5 separate regions of the Homo sapiens genome follow, and regions 1, 2, 3 and 4 are each linked to region 5. The links are chromatin contacts, found by Hi-C or POLR2A ChIA-PET in ENCODE. All regions are on one chromosome and are shown on one strand. Each heading gives the region's core, a stretch centred on a gene start or an enhancer-like site at or near the end of the contact. The rest is flanking DNA. Distances are from core to core; before and after follow the strand shown.

Evidence for each region. A loop is a pair of places that touch in the nucleus more often than their neighbours do. ChIA-PET counts read pairs that join two places held with the same protein, here RNA polymerase II (POLR2A). Pooled maps may share reads with other maps.
Region 1: a loop to region 5 is called in a pooled map, with 2.0 times the contacts of the local background. The contact joins two enhancer-like sites. A Hi-C loop is called at or near these places in 5 of 50 pooled maps. POLR2A ChIA-PET finds 5 or more read pairs at or near these places in 2 of 52 experiments (HEK293 and WTC11).
Region 2: a pooled map shows a loop between it and region 5 (6-fold over the local background). The contact joins two enhancer-like sites. A Hi-C loop is called at or near these places in 7 of 50 pooled maps. POLR2A ChIA-PET finds 5 or more read pairs at or near these places in 3 of 52 experiments (OCI-LY7, Panc1 and activated T-cell).
Region 3: a loop to region 5 is called in a pooled map, with 10 times the contacts of the local background. The contact joins two enhancer-like sites. A Hi-C loop is called at or near these places in 9 of 50 pooled maps. POLR2A ChIA-PET finds 5 or more read pairs at or near these places in 2 of 52 experiments (GM10248 and activated T-cell).
Region 4: a loop to region 5 is called in a pooled map, with 4 times the contacts of the local background. The contact joins two enhancer-like sites. A Hi-C loop is called at or near these places in 2 of 37 single-sample maps with no recorded cell type and 7 of 50 pooled maps. POLR2A ChIA-PET finds 5 or more read pairs at or near these places in 7 of 52 experiments (CD8-positive, alpha-beta T cell, Caco-2, OCI-LY7 and 4 more).

What each region holds. Positions count from the first base shown.
Region 1 is chr2:25,386,534-25,390,740 of GRCh38, reverse strand. DTNB (dystrobrevin beta) reads left to right here. Exons shown (of 21, transcript NM_021907.5): 17 at 2,380-2,539; 18 at 3,363-3,452. Among named protein-coding and RNA genes, the nearest start is that of DTNB-AS1, 32 kb to the left of the region's middle. RefSeq lists an enhancer at 2,115-2,324. Within about 2 kb of position 2,096, at least 2 of the 41 ENCODE cell types and tissues checked have a DNase peak (open chromatin) inside an H3K27ac peak, as active enhancers do.
Region 2 is chr2:25,815,082-25,819,371 of GRCh38, reverse strand. All of the region lies in intron 3 of ASXL2 (ASXL transcriptional regulator 2), which reads left to right. Among named protein-coding and RNA genes, the nearest start is that of ASXL2, 61 kb to the left of the region's middle. RefSeq lists an enhancer at 1,563-1,742. Within about 2 kb of position 2,996, at least 2 of the 41 ENCODE cell types and tissues checked have a DNase peak (open chromatin) inside an H3K27ac peak, as active enhancers do.
Region 3 is chr2:25,450,552-25,455,085 of GRCh38, reverse strand. It overlaps DTNB (dystrobrevin beta), which reads left to right. Exons shown (of 21, transcript NM_021907.5): 12 at 3,451-3,538. Among named protein-coding and RNA genes, the nearest start is that of DTNB-AS1, 32 kb to the right of the region's middle. RefSeq lists an enhancer at 1,834-1,893. Within about 2 kb of position 1,850, at least 2 of the 41 ENCODE cell types and tissues checked have a DNase peak (open chromatin) inside an H3K27ac peak, as active enhancers do.
Region 4 is chr2:25,360,300-25,364,429 of GRCh38, reverse strand. No RefSeq gene overlaps it. Among named protein-coding and RNA genes, the nearest start is that of DNMT3A, 20 kb to the right of the region's middle. RefSeq lists enhancers at 1,688-1,737, 1,788-1,887, 2,158-2,237. Within about 2 kb of position 1,574, at least 29 of the 41 ENCODE cell types and tissues checked have a DNase peak (open chromatin) inside an H3K27ac peak, as active enhancers do.
Region 5 is chr2:25,584,951-25,589,135 of GRCh38, reverse strand. The region is part of intron 6 of DTNB (dystrobrevin beta); the gene reads left to right. Among named protein-coding and RNA genes, the nearest start is that of DTNB, 87 kb to the left of the region's middle. Within about 2 kb of position 1,580, at least 3 of the 41 ENCODE cell types and tissues checked have a DNase peak (open chromatin) inside an H3K27ac peak, as active enhancers do.

The DNA of each region.
Region 1 (4,207 bases), core at 847-3,346, 200 kb after region 5:
GCTCAGTGGCTCACACCTGTAATCCTAGCACTTTGGGAGGCCGAGGCGGGTGGATCACCTGAGGTCAGGAGTTTGAAGCCAGCCTGGCCAAGATGGCGAAACCCCATCTCTACTAAAAATATAAGAAAAGCCAGGCATGGTGGCACACACGCACCTGTAATCCCATCTACTTTGGAGGCTGAGGCAGGAGAATTGGTTGAACCCAGGGGACGGAGGTTGCACTGAGCCAAAATCGCACCACTTCACTCCAGCCTGGGTGAAAGAGTGAAACTCCATCTCAAAAAAAAAAAAGAGAAGACGAAAAGAAAAAGAAAAGAAAAAGTTTAAAATTTCAATGAAAGCCAGTTTATCTGTTTGGTTTTGTTTTTACATATCATGGTTTGGGTGTTTTCTTAGAGAAATTTTATAGTTTTAGCCCTTATAGTTACTATGATCCATTTTAGTTTTAGCTCTTATAGTTACTATGATCCATTTTGATTTAGTTCATATTTATTTGTATCATGGAAAGATCTCAGAAAGCATGCTAAGTGATTAAAGCAAATTGCAAAGTGATATGAGCAGTACAATACCATTCATGCAAAATTTAAAAGCGTGAAATACCATCTATTATTCATAGCTATACATGCACATATAGGTTAAAAGTTTCACAGCAGAATTTTGATAGGGGTTGCCTCTGAAGGGAGGAGAGGAAAGAACTGGAACAGGAAAGAACTGGTGGACAAAAATATTGCAAATTTTTCTGCAATATTTTTAGGTTGAAATACATTTGACACAATATGAAGTTACCAATTTGGGGTGGTTAATTATGTTGTACTTTTTAGTTTTCTGTATTTTTTTTAACTTCTCAAAATACACATACACACACACACACACACACACACACACACACACACAAATGATTCAAAGTAAGAACCACAGAAAACAATCCATTTCTGTTGAGTTTGGTGGCCACACGGTTGAAGCACTGCGGTGGGGTGTCGTGCGTCCAGCCTGTCCACCTGTTCAGGGCCAATTCTGTTTGTATATGGGGTTTCTAGCTGAGAAAGCTAGAAGAAGGATAACTGTCTTCATTTGAATTCACTCTCACACTTTGGCTTCTATTTTTTCCAGTTTTGCTTCCACAGAAAACCCTAGTCCACCTTCCACACTCAGTTCCCGTTGTGCTGAAGAGCTACAGAGCCCACATCTCAGTGAGCGGCCCTTGATTAGTTTTCTCCTTTTATTTATTTTATCCCATTGCTCCAAACTTTCTCCACAACTATACCAGGGCCTCCCAAGGAAAGCTTGGTTTCTGTTTACCATGTGTCCTTTCTCACCTCGTCCCCGCGGGGTGGCCCCGGACAGCCTTGCTGTACATGTGCAGTGCATGTGGCATGACTGGCCCCATGGCCCCGCTTGCAGCCTGCAGCCGAGCTCCGCACATGCTCAGAGCATGCCCTGCAGGAAGTGGGGTCACAACCTGCAGAGTGCACACTGCCACCCTTGGAGTCAAGGGGTTGTTCCCATGCCTCCCACTGGCAAGCTGTGTGGCCTGACACAACGTCTCTTTCCATTCTTCTTCTTCTATAAAATGGACATAAAAATATATACCCTGGCTTGGTATGGTGGCTCACACCTGTAATCCTAGCACTTTGGGAGGCGAAGGCGAGCAGATTGCATGAGCTCAGGAGTTAAAGACCAACCTGGACAACGTGTTGAAACCCCGTATCTACTAAAAATACAAAAAATTAGCCCAGCGTGGTGGCGCACACCTGTAGTCCCAGCTACTCGGGAGGCTGAAGCAGGAGAATCTCTTGAACCTGGGAGGCGGAGGTTACAGTGAGCTGAGATCGTGCCACTGCACTCCACCTGGGCAACAAAGCAAGACTCTGTCTCCAAAAAAGATATATACGTATATAAATATATACATACACACACACACACACACACACACACGTATGTCCTTTCCACTCACAGGTTGCCGGCAGCAGCGGGGGGAGGGGTCCAAATGAGAACATGTACATGAATGTGTTTGCAAACAAAATGAAAGCTGTTTGCATGTTACTTCCTGCCCTGCAAGCCAAGCCCTTCTAGAGCCCTGGCCCAGTCACGCAGCTCACTCTGTCTCCACCACTCTGTGCCAGCCTCTTCTTTCCCTCCCATTCTTGGTCTTGTTCTTAGGATGTTCTCTCTCTCTGCCCTGCACGCCCCCTTCCTTTTTTCCTTTTCTTCCTCTCTCCAGTCTTGGAAGCAGCCTAACTCCTTCCTTTCAAGTATGATCTTGTACCACTGAACTGAGGCCCACTGGCTGGCTCTGGTTGATGGAGAAAAAGTACTTTCTTCCTTCCTCAAAGAGGTCAGGTACTTGAGATAACGTATTTTCTGTCTTTGAATCTCCAGGCTCAGGCCACAGGGTCACCACATACATCGCCCACCCATGGAGGCGGCCGGCCAATGCCCATGCCAGTGCGCTCCACGTCTGCCGGCTCCACCCCCACCCACTGTCCGCAGGACTCGCTGAGCGGAGTCGGGGGAGACGTGCAGGAGGCCTTCGCACAAGGTGAGTTTCTGGAGCAGAGTTCAGCGGGGAGCTGAAGGGATGTGCAAACACGGACAAGATTCCTGCTGAGGTTTTTTCCATTTCTGTTTTGTGCTCTTTGCTTGGAATGATCAGATTTTGACAGACAGTGTAAATAAGTCAGGTGCTGGCCCCTTCTCATGAGACGGGCTGGTCTCCAGCGGGAGGGCTGCAGGCTTCCTATGTGTGCCAAGAACAGGCCTCCTGGGGTTCTCTGCCCTTTTTTCTGGATTATTGGAAGTGCTTTGTCCTTTGGGCTTTGTCTCCTCCAGAGGAATTGGATGGAATAATTCCCTGGCCTAGAAGGGACTGTAACAGGCACTGTAACTGGGACCGTGCTGAAAGCACAGTATGCACGCCATTGTCACAGTCATCGGGGGAGCTGGTGACCAGCAGTATTAAGTAGTTGGGTGGGGATTCAGAGGGAAGTCCTGCTGGGGCTGGAGGTGAGAAGGGGAGGTGGTAGTGGTGGTTGTGGAGAGTACAGCCCCACCCCCACAAGGCTGAGGAAGACCTCGGTGGAATGCTTATTCTGGAACCCAGCTCTGGATTGTGTGGTGGCGGCAAAGCGTGGAGTTGACAGGATGCTGCTCCCTAGGTAGAGAGGGCAGAGGGAGAGGGACCAGTGGGCTGGTGCCTCCTGCCCCCGGTGTGCCTGGGAATGGGTGGAGCTGCTGTGGCCCCATCTCCCCTTAGGTGTTCCACACCTGTGTTCTCGGGCCTGGCAGAACTGAGGCATTTGCTCAGCCGTCTCTTCTCCACGCTCACCCACCCTGGCATCCCCATCTGCTCTGCCTCTCCTCAGGTACGAGGAGAAACCTCCGCAATGACCTGCTGGTGGCAGCTGACTCCATCACCAACACCATGTCATCCCTGGTGAAGGAGCTCCATTCAGGTGAAACCCAGAGCTCCCAGCCAGCTTCCTGGCCTCCCCTGCCTTGCCCGCGCCCTTCTCACTTCCTTGCCAGCACCGGCAGAACCTCACCACCCAGCTTGCACCACCCCATTTCATCACCTAACTTTGCCTTCTAGGAACACACTGGATGTCTCCACCCAGAGAGCCTCTGTCACACAGGATCGCGTAGGGGCGGTTTCACATTCAGGCCTATCTCAGGAGTGCATCTTGTGGAGCAAGCTGAATGTAGAGAAATTCAGACCTTTCAGTGCAGGCAGGCCCCTTCCTCACTTACCTCGTCTTCCATCTGTACTTTGTCCACAGCCGCTCTCTCCCTAGGCCTGACCGACCACCTCATTCTGAAACTTCCCTGGAGGTCTGGAGCGGAATCAGCCAGGAAAGCTCTGGACCTTCCCCTGCTGCCTTTCTGCTCTCTCCTGTTTGATTTGTTTTTGAAACCTATTCCCTCCTTTTGTCCGTGACCAGGCTCTGATTTCACCTGAAGTTCATGACCTGAGTCTGTCGCCTCTTCTGCTCCTTGTGTTCAGCTCATCTGTGACTTCTTTCTCAGTCTCTCCATCACCTCACCAATTCAGTGACTTCCCAAAGACCTTTACCTCGTGGCATTTCACCTTACATAAAACCCAGGAAAGAGAGAGAAAATAAAAGGCCATTCACGTATCCTCCTATCTCCAGGAATCCCCATGACTCTACCAGTTACGTAGGGGCCAGAGAGTCACTAACGATTTCACAGC
Region 2 (4,290 bases), core at 1,747-4,246, 230 kb before region 5:
GAGACTCTGTAAACATCTTGTTTCTCATTGTACCTTTGCCCACTAATTTTAGCATGTTATTAATCTATTGCTGCTTAACAATATTATCACAGATTTAGCAGCTTAAAACAGTGCATTTATTATCTCAGTTTCTATGTGTCAGGAGTCTGAGCACGGCTTTACCTGATCCTCGGCAATGCAGCAGAGCGTTGGTCAGGGCTGAGTTTTTACCTGAAGACTTGATTGGGGAATGATCAGCTTCCAAGCTCATGTGGTTGTTGGAAAGATTCAATCCTTGTGGGTTATCAGATTGAGGGTCTGGATTCTTAGCTGGCATTTGGCTAGAGGCTGTCCTGAGTTCTGTGGCCTTCCCCAACATGGCCACATGCTTCCTCAAAGCCAGCAAGGAAGAGTCATCAAGCGAGGACACTGCAGTCATATGTGAAATAGTCACTTATGTGAGACCCTTTACCTTTGTTCTTTTTTGATTATTAGAAGCTGATTACAGGCCCTACCCACACTACAGGGGAAGGAATTATGTAGGGCCATGAGTACACAAAGCAGGGATTACTGGAAGCCTTTTTAGGTCTGTCTACCACAGCATCCACTAATCTTACCTGAAACTTCCTATCACTGTTGCCGCATATGGTGATTTTCTAATTCTGTCAATCTTGGTATATATATATATTTTTTGTTGGAATTTTACTGTGAGGAATTCTCCCCCACTCGTTGATTTGTTCATTTATTCTTAGCATGACCTCATGGATTCTTATTCTTTGGGTTATTTCTGCTATAGTCATTTATTGCTTTAGGGTAAGTAGCAATTTAATTCCTCCAAGAACAGCATTTAGAGAAGTCTTTAGCATGGGTTTCTCTTTTTTTGAGATGAGCTCTCACTCAGTCGCCCAGGCTGGAGTACAGTGGCATGATCTCGGCTTACTGCAACCTCTACCTCCCAGGTTCAAGCAGTTCTCCTGCCTCAGCCTCCCGAGTAGCTGGGATTACAGGTGCCCGCCACCATGCCCAGCTAAGTTTTTTGTATTTTTAGTAGAGACGGGGTTTCGCCATTTTGGCCAGGCTGATCTCGATCTCCTGACATCAAGTGATCCACCTGTCTTGGCCTCCCAAAGTGCTGGAATTACAGGCGTGAGCCACTGCGTGGCCCAGCATGGATTTTTAAACAGGATTTGAGGTATAGTAAGTCATTGGTCAAATATACTCTAAATGAAAGATAAATTTTAACAGGTGAGCCATTCTATCATAGGTTTGCAAAGCCTTTGAAATTCTATTTGAAAATATACTTTGATGTAACAGACTTTCAAGTTACCATCAAAATGCTGAAAATGCTTTTATATTAATGTGTTTTAAGTGAAGAGCTAATTTTTCCCCTAAAAATCATTACCATGTAACTTAAATGATTAAAAGTTTTGGTGATATGATCTAAATATACTCATTCTAAAACCACTAGTTTTCTCAGCTTCATCTTTGGCTTGTCTCTTGATCTTTGAATGTTATGTATAGGCATCCCCTTCTTTGTATTTGTGGGCATCTGGGGTTCTCACTCTCTGTCAGTGTATCATCTTGTACTTGGTGAACAAGTACCTTGCTATTCAGTGTGTCTTTTTAAGTGAAAGTCTTTCATTTCCATCTGTATGCAATTTCCCCTCTTACCTGCTGTTCTAGTTTTTGTTTTGTTTTTAATAGCATGCCCTGTGACAAAGTGATTTTCAAAAAGAGCTCTATTGTCTTTCAGAAGTTTCCTTGTTTTAATAGTTTATTTGTATATTTCCGGACTATTTACTTCAATATTTCTTGTAGAAATGATGCCTGATAACCCCCTACCCAAATTAAATTAATCAGTGAAAAAAATGTACACTGAAGAACATATCCTGAAAAACTTTTAAGTAGGAATAACCATTGTTTATTGCATTTAATTGAAGAGACCAAGAAAGTTACTAGGCTTTAGTTTCTTCACTGTGAGGTAATATTAATTCCTAAATGATCTCTGAAGTTGAGGAAAAACAAAATAGAAAAATTCTGAAAGTGTATTGTCATTTTAAAAATGAAAGTTGAAAAAAGTAGAAAACATTTACGTTTCTTATATGTTACCTAATTGCAAATGTATTCCACTTTTTTCCAAAAAATAGTTTCTCCATTCCTTGTTTACTTTGGTGCATTTCTTTTTGGCTGGATTTCATCATCAGCTAGAATTTTTACATTTATGGATGATCTTTTCCCTGAGTTCTTGCGGGCTTAAGAATTTTTTTTTTTGAGACAGAGTCTTGCTCTGCCAACCAGGCTGGAGTGCAGTGCAATCTTGGCTCACTGCAACCTCCGTCTCCTGGGTTCAAGCAATTCTCATGCCTTAGCCTCCCAAATAGCTGGGATTACAGATGCCTACCACCATGCTTGGATAATTTTTGCATTTTTAGTAGAGACTGGGTTTCACCATGTTGGCCAGGCTGGCCTCGAACATCAGACCTCAGGTGATCCGCCAACCTCGGCCTCCCAAAGTGTTGGGATTACAGGCGTGAGCCACCACACCAAGCCAAGAATGTTTTCTATTGCCTCTTTGTTTGAATGCCATCTAGGCTAGATATAAAATTTTTCATTCATACTCTTAAGAACTTTTTTTGCTGTCTTTTGGCAGTGAGTATTGCTAAGAAAGCAAATGTTTCCTTCATTATATAGTGCTTGCTTTATTGGTCAATATTTTGCTGCATAATCTTAAAATTTCAGTGGCTTATAACAACAAATACTTTTTTTCTTCCTCATGTCTTTAGGTTAACTGGGGCTTAGTTATTGTTAGCTAGACTTTGTTGTAGGCTGTGGATTGTTCTCTCCTTCTGCTGGAATCTGGCTCTCATGTCAATCACAGGAGTCAGCCAAACAGGCAAATTTTAGCCTCTGCTTCCGTCATGTCTCTTATTTCATTGATCAAATCAAGCCTTGTGGCCAAGACGAACATCATTGTGGCAGGGAAATATATTTCACTTACTGTAACGTACTGCAAGGTCACACGATGGTGTGAATGATGAAATGGAAACACTAATTCAAGCTGCCACTTTGGCTTTTAACGCCTGGAACCTGGTTTGATTCTTTCTTTATCCTTGACGCTTAAGATTTAGGAAAATATTAACTTTTTTTTTTTTTTTGAGATGGAGGCTCGCTTTGTCGCACAGGCTGGAGTGCAGTGGCTCACTGAAACCTCCGCCTCTTGGATTCAAGTGATCAGCTCACCTTGGTCTTCCAAAGTGCTGGGATTACAGGTGTGAGCCACCGCACCCAGCCAAGATTTAGGAAAAATTTAGATGTTTCTGAGTATCTGAGTACTTGGGGTTAGTCTGTACAGATTTGGGTAGCATCTTACCTCTTACATTATCATGTAATATACATTATTGATGCATAAGGGTAATCTTTTCTCGTTAACAGAAGAGAGTGGTTTACCTGTGAATATTCTCCTGTGTTGTTGTTCTTTTCCCTTTCCTATCTCTGTAAATTTGATTGCTTTTATGTAGGTGCTTTGTATCTATTAAGATACTTCCAGCTGTAAATGACAGGAAACACGATGTAAACTGGCTTAAACATTGAAGGAATCTCATCATTTAATGCAAGTGAAAAAAACAGGCAAAACTTTATCCAAGTTCTCCAGTCAGTTTCATCAGTATCTCAGCTCTGCTTCCTTCAATTTTGTTCCATTCTCAGTAGGCTCATCCATCATAATTGCAAGATGACTGCTCACAGGCCTTAGAGCTGGATATTTTGGGTTGAATTGTAGAAGAGAAGAAAGATTCTACTTTTCAGAGACATTAAAATCACTCATCACTGAGTCTGGCTCGCTTACAGTTGAGTCAGATTTTTTCCTTTCAGTATATGTAGTTATAAATATGTGTTTCAGAGAAGTATAGGATTTATAGAACATAGAAGTGGCTTATTTTAGCAAGAGACATTAAGGCTAAAATCTGAAAAGTTGAATTGGAGGTTGCTAGGAGAAAAGGAGGTGAGGGTTATCATTGCAAGCAGAAGTGTTGGGCCAAGTAGTCAGAAGAATTTTAAATTACCAAATGAAAAGAAAGGTAGAGTAGGCTGGCAGAGAGGGTGTGTAGCAGAATGGTCAAGGTCAGATTATTTTGGTCAAGGTCAGATTATTTTGATAATTTTGTACTTTATACTAAGAACATTATGATATGGATGAATTTTAAGCTGGACAGGAGGTAGTATGATCATATTTATATTTAAAAGGTTACTCTGGCTTCAGAGTGGAGAATAGTTGTATGTGAGGGTGAGATTCCTATCACTTGAGATGGGGAA
Region 3 (4,534 bases), core at 601-3,100, 130 kb after region 5:
CTTCCTGTTCATTCTTACCTAACTAATGAAATCTTTCTATTGACATTCCAAGTTTAGAGTTGATCAACCCACAGATATCCCACTTTGTCTTATCTGGGGACTTTGATACTGTCACCCTATTACATCTTTACCACCCTTTATCTGTTAGCAGGAATCTGTCAGTGTTGATTATTTAAACCGGTGATTCCCAACAATGGTATTGGGTCACTGTCACCTGAGGGTCTTTTTCCAAATTATGTAGACCCTCTCATATTATAATAGTTACATGTATTATAATAGCTCCACATTCCCCTTACCCTGAAAACTACTGCGGTAGTGACTCACTGTTAATAAGAGAATGTGTCTGATTCTTCAGTGGTTTGGGATGGAAAAACGTTTGATAACTGCTAACTATAGCAAAGTTAATCCTTTTTTTAAAAGATTTAATACCGAAAAAAGTGGTATTACTTTCAGGTAGGTCCAAAGTCTCCTGCTCACTCCATGCCCACACCCACCACCATTCTTCAAGTAGGATGACAGGTAAAGTTTAAGCAATCTAAAGCCATCCTTCCCCTACATAACAGCAAAGAAGAATCACAGTGCCAAACAACTTGGAAAGCCATGCTTTGAGATTCTTGTTCTTAGAGAGAAAACCATAATTTATAAGCTGTACACATAACAGAGGCTGAAGCTTTAAATTTTGATCTTAGTTTTGCTTATAGCATGCCATGGCTCCTTGGGAGGGTCATCTGACCTTGCTGCTACTTCCCCTAATAACAGAAGAATAAATTAATAGTCAGTTGGGAAATATACATATGAAAAAGACTTTTAAATATTATACTTTATACCGTTTTCCATAGTTTTCCTGATATGACTAAATAGCATCACTATTCTGGGGTATTTATGTATCTCTAAAGCTTGGAGAAGTAGAGTTTTCTTTTCTTTTTTTTTTTTTTTGAGACAGAGTCTCACTGTGTCGTCCAGGTTGGAGCGCAGTGGTGCCATCTCAGCTCACTGCAAGCTCTGCCTCCCGGCTTCATGCCATTCTCCTGCCTCAACCTCCCGAGTAGCTGGGACCACAGGCGCTCATCACCACACCCAGCTAATTTTTTTGTATATTTTTAGTAGAGACGGGGTCTCACTGTGTTAGCCAGGATGGTCCCGATCTCCTGACCTCGTGATCCGCCGGCCTCAGCCTCCCAAAGTGCTGGGATTACAGGCATGAGCCACTACGCCCGGCTGAGAAGTAGGGTTTTCTAAGCTTCTAAATATGTTTAATAGGCTTACCCTCTAGGAGGGAAGGAAGGGCCTGATAATTGTGTGCACTGCATCACAGAGTGTCTCCTCATCCAACAGATGATTTCTTTGCACACTGTCCCAGCCTCTTGGTCTCTAGGAACAGAGTTGTTTCACCCTAGGCAAGACAAATTCTTTATTATCACTAAAGGCAATTGTCCAGAGTGAGCAAAAGTTTCCATGGTAAAAATAGCAGCAGAATGTTTGACAAGAGACTGTTACCTAGTAATTTAGCCCAATAAGATTTATGGTAGGTTTAGCTAAGGCCCTGAAGTCTCACCTTGGCTCCCTGAACAAAAATTGGTGGCTGGTAGCCCTGGGAGAACATGATGAGTGAGTGAGTACTACATGACTTCTTGATTAGTAATCTAAGAAGCTGAGCTTCATACTTCTTCCGAGAAGTCAGAACTTTTCTGGCTAACTAATTCTGAAAATGAAAGTCAATTCAAACAGAAGAATAAGGATCCTTTCTAATCATTGACCTTAAAACCTCTCATCAACACAAGCTTCTAGTTTCTGGCTAGAAAACATAGCCAATTAAAGCAGTCTGTCATCCACACTCATGTATAAATGACAAATAGGATCAACCTTCCTAAGGAGATAGAATGTGATTGAGAAAAAGGAGCTCTTTTGCACAGAAGAACCTATTGTATCCCTTGCCAGATAACAGAGGTCAGCCACTTTAGGCCCCACTTCTTCGGCTACCAATCCCTCCATAATATGATCCACTTGTATCGTTAAGCATTCATTTTTATTGTTTTTTTTTTAATTTAAAAGATAGTTCTCTTATTTCAGACAAATACCTTTAAAGCACAAATATTATAGTTTATCTCTCACCTTGGGGCCTTGACCCTAAAATATTAAAGCCGCCTAATAGTAGTCTGTTCTTATTACAAGATCATTTTTGAGAGGGTGATCATCCTGAAGATGGATATTTGCATGCTTAAAATTATAAAGTGTTGACAAATGTCATAGGCGAAGACTCGAAGCACTTAAAAAAAAATCCCAGAAGAAAGACTAAGTTAAGCTTAAAGACTTAGCCAAAGAGATAGAAAGATTAAAAAAAAAAAAACTAGAAAAAATATAGTTGATTCTACACATGAAAAGTTCAGACAGGTCTTTATTGATTTAGCCACACCCTTCCCAGATTCCCCTCAGTAATTATAACAAACTTCGATGAGTATTGAAGTCATGTCTTTAAATTTTTCTGTATGACTTGTCATACTGCCAAACTCTGATCAAGGGTTTTTGGAAACCCAAGAACATAGGGCCAAAGTGGAGGTAAGCCACAACAGCCACCTCTGGTCATTTAGTCAACATCATCACTGTCGTCTTAAAGCATCTGCCAGTCCTAAACAGAGAATTATATAGCCACAGTCCCTATTAATCTAGGACTGTCTTGATAAGGATAAATAGCATTTGGTATACTAAAGAAGTCATGTATTTCAGAATCAGAAGTTCCATATCAGCATCCCATATGCAGAGCCAGCCTATTACTCAAGAACCCTTCCCTCATCCAGATACCACATTGTCTGATAGCCTGTCTGAATGGGTCCTTAGATTTTTAGAGTATTGGTACTCTTGTTGAAAAGTAATGCATTAAACTAATTAACTCCAAGATGGGGCTATAGATGTAGAATGAGCATAGTAAAGGAAGAGAAAGGGGCATGAAAAGGGGAATATTTGATGTCATGGAATCTTTCCAGCTTTACAGTGTGTTTGGCCTGCCCTGGCAAGGCCAAACTTTTGCTTAGCCAGTGTTAAGTATATTTTTTCTCAGCCCTCTGTTTTTCATGATGCTTTAGTTTTCTCTTGGTCTTTTTGAATTTGAGATCAAGGTCTAAAAAGTCATCAGTTTTAAACATTTGGTTAGAAATCCCTGCCTCAGACTTTGTGGGTGCCCTGTGTTTTCTCAGGCCTTGCATTCAAAATGAAGTGCCCCTTTGATGGTGGAGGAGCAGCGGGGATGTGCTGCCAGTGAGGAATGACAAATGTGGCCTCCTCATTTCTCTAAATCCCCTTTTTTTCAGAAGACCATTAGTATCTATGACCCAGGCCTCTAGTTCTTTTATTACCATTCTTTTATGAGCTTTTCTTCCATCTGTTCTTTCTGAGAATGGAACAAGAATAAGGGATGTTTAATAGACACTTGTTGCATTTTTATTTCCTTGGCAGTGTTCTGGACAGTCCTAGCCGACTGGATGAGGAACACCGTCTTATAGCTCGCTATGCTGCCCGGCTGGCTGCAGAAGCAGGAAACGTGGTAAGTTAATGGAGGATCCCAGGAGAGTAGCAGAAATTAGCATTACTTTAATATGCAAATGGAAAGGGAATAGTAGACATGAAATTTAGGAGAACAGGTACCTCGGGGACACTTTCCACTTTTCCACATGCTAAGAGTAGAAGGAAACTTCCTCACCCTGATAAAGAACACCTACAAAAACCTACAGTTAAGATCACACCTACAGTTTAAATTTTGAAATATTTCCCCCTAATATTGGGAACAATTCAGAGATATCCACTTTCACCACCTCTATTCTAAATTATACTGGAGGACCTAATTAATGCAACAAGACAAGAAGAAAGGGGTATAAATATTGGAAAGACAGAAGTAAAGCAGTCTTTATTTGAAGATGACATGATTGTGCATATGAAGTCCTAAGAAATCTAAAAAAACACTAGTAGAACAGATAAGTAAATTTTATAGTATTGCTACAAGATATAAAGTGTATATCCCAGCACCTTGGGAGGCTGAGGCGGGCAGATCACTTGAGCTCAGGAGTTTGAGACCACCCTCTGGCAGCATAGTGAAATGCTGTCTCTATAAAAAATACAAAAATTAGCCAGGTGTGGTAGCACGCACCTGTAGTCCCAGATGCTGGGAAGGCTGAGGTGGGAAGATTAGTTGAGCCCGGGGAGGTCAAGGCTGCAGTGAGCCATGATTGTTCCACTGCACTCCAGCCTGGGCAACAGAGCAAGACCCTGTCTCACAAAAAGAAAAATACTATTTACTGTAGCATTAAAAATACCAAATACTTATGGATAAATTTAATGGAAGATGTTCAAGTCTGAAAACTGTAAAACATTGCTAAAAGAAATTAAAGAAAACCTAAATAAATGAAGAGGTATGCCATATTGATGGATTAAAAGATTTAATATTGTTAGGATGGCAGATTTTCCTAAATTGATCTATAGATTTAATACCAATTCAAATCTCAACAGGCTTTTTTATAGAAATTAGCAAACTGTTTTTAAAATG
Region 4 (4,130 bases), core at 325-2,824, 220 kb after region 5:
CCTTCTTCTCTGGAGTTGTCTCATCCTCCCTGTTTCTTGGAGGCCTGTCTGGGGCCCTGCTTCTCAGGGAGGTACCTGAGGGTTCCTGGGATCCCTGGGGACCATGCCTTCCTGGACAGCTATAGGGTTCAATGGAAAAGCATGGGTTCTGGAGGGCAGGCACACCTTCATTTGAATCCTGACGCTGCTCCTTTCTAGAGTGACCTCAGGTCACTGCCTTATTCTCTGCATCTATAAAATGAAGATAATTCCAACCTATTTAGTTGTTCTAAGGATTATATTAAAATGTGTAAGAGACCTGGAGCAGGGCTGAGCACATAGCAAATGAGTAATAATGGTTGCTTTCCTTTCTTCCTCTGACACTAGTGTCTGCACCATCCACTGGGCACTGTGGGTCAAGCCACACTGAGCCGCACTGGCCAGACCCTACCTGGACTCATAGGCGAGAGGCTACAGTGATGGGGACAAGGGAACCTGGTACTGCCAGGGCCCAAGCCCCACGCCCGGTGCCAGGTGGCTGAGGATCTCCCCAGGCCTGGCACGGGTGCTCAGGCTTGGGGCGCTGATTTGTCTCCCCTGCCCAGACATGTAAAGGGCCACTTAAGGAGGTCGAGGGGTGGAGTCCAGGGCCCTGAGCCAAATCTCTGCCCAGGCTGTAGCCCTCAAGTCATGGGAAAATCTGCTTCTGGGGTGGAGGCTGGTCTTGGAATGGCAGGTAAGGAGCAGGACAGGATGGGGAGGACCACCTCGCAGACCTCACTCTCACCACCAGGTATACACACACTTGTGACTTGCTTGCCCCCTCAGTGGGTGAGCAGTTTCTTCAAGCCCTTGAAACGCCAAGGTCTTGTCACAGTTTTCTCCCGGGGCAAAGGGGCTACTTTCCCCTACACTAAAGAGAGCCCTCTCCGAACAATTTATTCTTTGCCAGAGATACTGGGCTCTGTGCAGGCTCCTAGAGGGAGCTTTCTCTACCGATCAAGAAGCATCTGCTTCCCTTATTCACTTAGCAAAAATTTCTTCTTTTTTTTTTTTTTTTTTTTTTTTTTTTTTTTTTTTTTTTTGCGGCGGAGTCTCACTCTGTCTCCCAGGCTGGAGTACAGTAGTATGATCGGCTCACCACAACCTCTGCCTCCCAGATTCAAGCCATTCTCCTGCCTCAGCCTCCCGAGTAGCTGGGATTACAGGCGCCTGCCACCATGCCCGGCTAATTTTTATATTTTGAGTAGAGACGGGGTTTCAGCATGTTGGCCAGGCTGGTCTTGAACTCCTGACCTCGTGATCCACCCGCCTCAGCCTCCCAAAGTGCTAAAATTACAGTCGTGAGCCACCGCGCCTGGCCCCAGAGATGGCTTTCTGTCCTGAGCAAGAAGGAAATATTCTGGAAGTTATACTTTCCAATGCTTTCCTCCCCACCAACCGGACAAAAGGCCAGGGGCCCACTCCAGCTGCCCTAGGGAATCCCCCAACATCTCACCTCTCCTTAGCTCCTCTGGGCTTCTGCAGTGACATCAGTGTGACTTCAGCACTGCGCTTTTTGAGCTAGCGGCTCTGCTCCGCTGCCCTCGGGCCCCACTTCCTCTAAATTCCCCGTTCCTCTCCCCGTGGCTCCACTTCTTCTTCGGGGCCGTGGCAGCGTTCTTCAATGTTCCCCGTGCACAGCCTGGATCCTGGCTGCCGCCTGTCCTACCTGTCCACGAGCTCCCCCTCTTTTTTTCCTCACTCTTGACTCAGAGAAACCCCACCCAATGCCTGCCAGATAGCGGAAGCTTAACAATCAGTTGTTAGATGTGCAAATAAAATACAGCCACAGATCGTTATATTGGTAACACAAACACAACATTCAGAGACCAAGAAAATGAAAAAGGGAGGTCTAGAAGGTCCTCACCTTCGTTCTTTTGTAAATAACGATGTCTTTATTATCAACAGGTCCCACCAAGGATTTTCCTGGTGTGTAAATTTATGAGGTGTCTTATAAAGGAATGACAAATGGAAAACACAGTTCATTATACACTTAACAAATTGCCTTTATTAAAAAAACAAAAACCAGGAAATCAGGATTGTCCTTGAGGAGTGAACACACCCAGGGGCCATGCCCCAAATGTTCTTTCTGTGTCAAGTGAGCCAACCCCGTCCCCTCTGTCCCATTCCCACACACACGTTTCCTCTTGCGCAGCTCAGGCACCGGGACTGGGTCCCCTCCCTAGCCCTGCCGGGAAGGAGAAAAGAAAGCGAGACTGAGCCCAGCCAATCAACAGTCAGCATTTCTGAAGCTCCTCCCCAAATACAAATATGCGCTCCGCCCCCGCTAGCGCCACCTGGAGGGTGAAGAGCGAAATGCGGCGACTGCACTGGGTCCTCGGCCTGGCGGAGCCGCCCACTTCGCTGGTTTTTGCAGCCGATGGAGACCCGGACTCCGCTCCGAAACCTGCTGACCGCGGTGGGGTTATTCGGAGCGGAGCCGCCGAGGGGCTGTCGAGCGCTTTTGAATCTGTTTACTTGAAATGACTTTCCCCACAACTTTCCCTGATTTCTATTCCCACTTGACCAAAAGAATGAGTTTGATGTGGAAAAGTGGCCAGAAAAGTGGCAATAGTGGTGTTAGGTGCTCAATGGCATCTCTTTGGGCTCAGCCTCCATTAAGCAAAGTAGATGCCTGGGGTGGGGAGGTGGCACCCTTTTTCCGGATCCCCAGTCAGTGGGGCAGGGGCTTCGGACACTGTCCCCACAGCTGGACTAGTGGCCCAGAGATCCTAGAAGGGACCCAGCCTTCCCGCGCTGCACCCAGACCTCCGGGGTGTGACCGCCAAGCTGTCCTGGCTCCCCTGCTCAGTGGCCTGATGGGGGTCTCAGTCCCGCACTCCCTCGTGGGGTCGGGGCACTAAAACAATCATTTTTTCAGGCCATGCTCCTTGATCCTAATTTAAAAGGCGGCCTGGCCGGACGCGGTGGCTCATATCTGTAGCTCCAGCACAGAGTTGGAGGCCAAGGCAGGCGGATCACCTGAGATAAGGAGTTTGAGGCCAGCCTGGCCAACATGGTGAGACCCCCGTCTCTACTAAAAATACAAAAATCACCCGGGTGTGGTGGCACGTGCCCGTAGTCCCAGCTACTTGGCAGGCTGAGGCAAGAGAATCGCTTGAACCCGGGAGGCGGAGGTTGCAGTAAGCCAAGATCATGCCACTGCACTCCAGCCTAGGCGACAGAGTGGGACTCTGTCTCAAAAAAAAAAAAAAATTAGCTGGGTATGATGGTGCAGTCTGTAATCCCAGCTACTCGGGAGGCTGAGGCAGGAGAATCGCTTGAACCCGGGAGGCGGAGGTTACAGTAAGCTGAGATCACGCCACTGTACTCCAGCCTGGGTGACACAGCAAGACTCTGAGACTCCATCTCAAAAAAAAAAAAAAAAAGGAGGCCTGGGAAGGATCCCCTCTGAGACATGGAAGACTTGCTTGACTCAAGGTGGGTTTTTTCCTTGAGTCCCTCAGTAGCCCTCAGGACAGTCCCTCAGGTGCCACCTGCCCTCCCCTGCAGGAGAGGTTTGTTCTGGGAGGAGAAGCCCAGACAGGCACGGGTGGCGGGAGGGCAGGTGGGCATCTGCCCCCAACAGGCCTCTCTGCTTTGGGAAGCCCAGGTGCCCTCGGGACCCTTGAGAAAGGAAAGGTGGCGGGGAGAGAGGAGGGCAGGATGAGTTTTTTTTTATTGACCACCTACTATATGCCATATGCTATGTAGATTTCTGACCACGACAGCGGCCTCCTAACAAAGGCCCAAGAAAGCTGACTTTAAAATTACATTTACATGCCCTTGAATAGCATATATTAATTTTACACAAAGGAGAATATGCCTTTAGGCTGTTTTCCTTTTTCTTTCTTTTCTGTGGCCAAAAAAAAAAAAAAAAAAAAAAAAAGTGGGAGGGGGGTTGATGGGCTTAGGACAGAAAGGAAGAGGTATGCCACCAAAATCACCTGAGAAGAGAAGGGGGGGCTGGGGGTGGGGGTGGCCTGAGAGAAGGACAGACCCTGGCCTCTCCCAGTGGATAAGGAAGAATCTTGCTCTAGCAACTTCAAGATGGTTTGCCTGGTCAAGGAGGGGAAGGGACAGGGCGAGTCCATGGGCCCTGCTCAGGG
Region 5 (4,185 bases), core at 331-2,830:
AGGTGTCCTCCGATTGCATTTGACAAAATATTCTCTCCAGCTATGTAGCGAAATGATTTTTCTCCTCACTTTGAAGTGAGATGTCTTTTGGATGTTCTGACTTTGTTTTCCTGGACATTGAATAGAGTTTGGCAAGCATTGCCTGGCAGGTGTATCTATATTTGTTATTTCATAGGTATTCTAATTAAGGAGATTTTATAATCTCCGTTAGCAACCCTTTGCTACTGTGTACTTTGGTGTGGATTAGTAGTGTTTCATTGATTTGAAGACACTTTTTCATATCTTAATATTTCTGATGTTGAGATATATAGCCAATGATACCTCACAATTGCAGTTGGTTAGGCAGTGGTTATGATGGGCTGTCATTTCCTGCACATGTGTGAACTTGATCATAGCTGATCATTTGTTGTCACTTCAACTGAGTTGTATCCACTTTTGGCACTACATGTGTTGTCATTTAAAATGTCCTCAGAGGCCAGGCACAGTGGCTCACGCCTGTACTCCCAGCACTTTGGGAGGCCGAAGCAGGTGGATTATGGAGTCAAGAGATCGAGACTATCCTGGCCAACATGGTGAAACCCCGTCACTACTAAAAATACAAAAATTAGCTGCGCGTGGTGCGTGCGCCTGTAGTCCCAGCTACTTGGGAGGCTGAGGCCAGAGAATCGCTTGAACCTGGGAGTCAGAGGTTGCAGTGAGCCGAGATCATGCCACTGCACTCCAGCCTGGCAATAGAGGGAGACTCCGTCTCAAAAAAAAAAAAAAAGTTCTCGGAAGAGAGTATACTGTGATTTGGCATTAAAGACAATGTTGTTATAAATGCAGAAAGGTGTGGACAGAATAGAGGGGAATACACTGGATGTTAGTAAAACAAATATTCAGCATTGGAGGAATTCCATATTATTTTGCAAAGCAACAACCAGGTGCTTTTTAGAGCCTTTTTTTTTTTAAGGAGGCTTTATAGAGCCTTTTTAAAAAAGAGGATATCCCCAAATAGATGAAGCTGTATTTTTTTATTACTGAGATATAACCAAAATAATTTATTGTCACACTAAAGCATTGCATCTGAAGGTAGACCAAACTGCCAAGTTCCCCTGAATAGATGAAAGGAATTTCAGTTCATCAAGAGGCTGGTGTGACCAATTCACATGTCACGAAGGATTATGCTTAATTAAGTCATTGAGTTAGTTAAATTGGCTGAGTGCTTTTCTTTCTTAGGGGTAGAAAAAAAAATAATGGTGTGTCTTACAAGTGATCTTATAAGTGCATCTTAGATGGGATGAAATGCAGGGTGTAGAATGGGTTTTATTATGATCAGGTCTCTATAGTAATGAGGCCTGTCTCACTAGCATACTTAGATTGAACAAAATTGTAGAGACCTAGAAGTGAGATTTTATTCTAGTTGGGCCTGTGAAGGAGAGAGTGTCTTACTAAATGAATCCTTACATAGAAATGACAAGTGGCTTCAAGATTGTTTTCTTTTTAGAAAAGGATTTTTGTTAGCAGTACTTGCTGTCCACATGCTCTAGGAAAGCACCCCTTCCCCCCGCTTCCCCACTGATGATTCATGAGCTGAAAGAAGTTCCCCAGCCTGTGGGGTGTGGGGCTGTCGGTCCAGGTCATTCTTGGTGTTCATTGGTGGCACAGTCCAGTGTGCAGTCCCATTCTGGACTTCCAGTGTCCCCTCTGCCTTACTGCTTTATGTATGACTAACTAGTATTCAAGTAAAGCAGAAAAATTCATCACCCAAAAAACGAAGGACCCTGGTCTTCTCGTCACTTTATTCAGTGGCTCAATGGCAGCCTAAGGAAGAGGAGTGTGCTTTCTCAGATGTTGGTTTTATTATTCCTTTTAATCATAAGCAAATTTGAGTTTAAATCATCATTTTGCAATACAGTTCTGTTGATGTCCTTATTTTTCATAAAAAACTCGACTCACTCCTCATTGCCTGCTGGATAAGCTGCTTAGCATGACGTTGTGGCTCTCAGCAGTCGAACCACAGTCTACCTTTTCACCGCCATTCCTGATTGCTCCCGCTCTACCCCATCCCTCTCCTGTTCCTACCCTTAGCATACCATGGGATCTTTTTAGCTGTTGCCACAGGGCCATGGGGTTGCACTGTTTACATCCCCCTCAGTGTTGTGCGAGAGCATCTGTGTCTCCACAGCCTTGCCAGCAGCACATGTTCCCACACTTGAATTTTTGCCAATCTGATGGGTGAGAAATGTTATCTCAGTGTAGTTTTGATTTGCATTTCTCTTGTTTTGAGTAACCTGTTTTGAGTGAGTCAAAGCAGTCAAACTTTTTGTCTTTGTTTATATTCTTAGTTCTCACTGAAATGCCAGTAACCCCTGACTTTCTGTCTCTCCTCCAAAAAAGGCTTCAGATTCCACATCCTAGCAAAAATATGCCTTCTTCTTTGATGTTTTTAATCTTTCATCTTAGGATTGTGTCCTCTTCTCTACTTCCATGACATGTTACCTACAGCTCAGTTATGCCCTGAAGGGAGGGACCTTGCTCTCCTTCAGCTTTCCATCCCCAGTGACTGACAGTGTCTGGAAAACGATCGATACTATTTCCTGGATTAATTGAATGATTTTTTAAACTTTTTTTTTTTTTTTTTTTGGAGACAGAGTCATGCTCTGTCGCCCAGGCTGGAGTGCAGTGGCGCAATCTCGACTCACTGCAACCTCCACCTCCTGAGTTCAAGCAATTCTCCTGCCTCAGCCTCCCGAGTAGCTGGGATTACAGGTGCCCACCACCGCACCTGGCGAATTTTTGTATTTTTAGTGAGATGGGGTTTCACCATGTTGGCCAAGCTGGTTTCAAACTCCTGACCTCAAGTGATCCGCCTGCCTCAGCCTCCCAAAGTGTTGGGATTATAGGTGTGAGCCACCGCACCTGGCCGCCCGTGCTTAATGAAGCATTTTAAGTTAAGTATGACATGAGAAAATTAGTAATTTTGGTTTGAATTCTAATGAAAGCTTAAACTTCATAATGTATTTGCATCCTCGTTTTCACTGATATTATTCCATGATTTTTTCAAAGGAAATAATCTTTGCAATGAGAGAAATATAGTATTTCAGAATATTTGAAGTTTTTCTAATCTTTCCTTTATCCATAACAAATAAAAATATCTCTAAGAAAAAGCAGAGTAACATTATATTATTTTGTCATTATAAATTACTCTTATTTTCAAAGTCCAAAATAAATCTGTGATGTGGGGAAATTCAGTGTGAAAATAATTGAAAGACTGCCCCTTTCAGTTACAACAACTCTGTAACTCTGATTAATGTATGTTTGCCCTTGTCAGATAAAATATCTCTGTAACTATACTCAGAAGTTTGCATAAAAATGTTTTAACCTGAAAACTTTAGAAGTGTCCCTTTCAAGACAGTTAACTAAATGTCATACATCATTTAAATGATAAGGCAATGGGTAAATATTTCTATGTTGCACATTATAGGAGTTTTTGTTGGAAATGATGAAGTTGGAGACTGTAGCAATGATGATCTATAGCTAAATTATTTTATTTTCTCATGTTATTTTATTGATACTGGATTTTTCATTTTTAAGGGGTTACTCCTCTCCCCTTTTAAAAATGGGAAGAGGTAGTCAAGGGTGGAGGAAGGGAAGTGAGAATGGCATGTAGGGTAATAGTTGTCAGTCTAGATTAGAATAACAAAGAGCAACAAACAAACGCTTGTTTCTAAGAAAAAATATGAGACTGCATACAGTGATAAAAGCAGTCTCAGTGTTTTATAGAGGGAGGCATAAATCATGGTGGTTTCGCTCAGTGGATCAGGCAGCTGTTAAAAGGATTAGAAATGAAGAATTTGTACAAAACAAGATGTTTAATAGAACGTTAAGTGAAAAAACAGATGATGTATTCATATCTATTCTGTTCACAAGTATGTAGAAATATATATACATCTGGAGGGAAATAGAGAAAAATGAGAATTGTGGGAATGCATGATTTGCATTTTATTATAGTTCATATTAATATTAAGCTCTTAAAAATAAGGAGAAATGCAAAGAATGTGTTCAACTCAAGAGCAAAAACAAAATAAAAAGATAGGGGACAAAAAGAGCCAACCTGCCTTTCATAAAATTATTTATTGAGTCATGGAATTTTAGAGATGGGAAGCCTCTCCTAACAGGTCTCAAAATTTTTGGTCTCAGGAC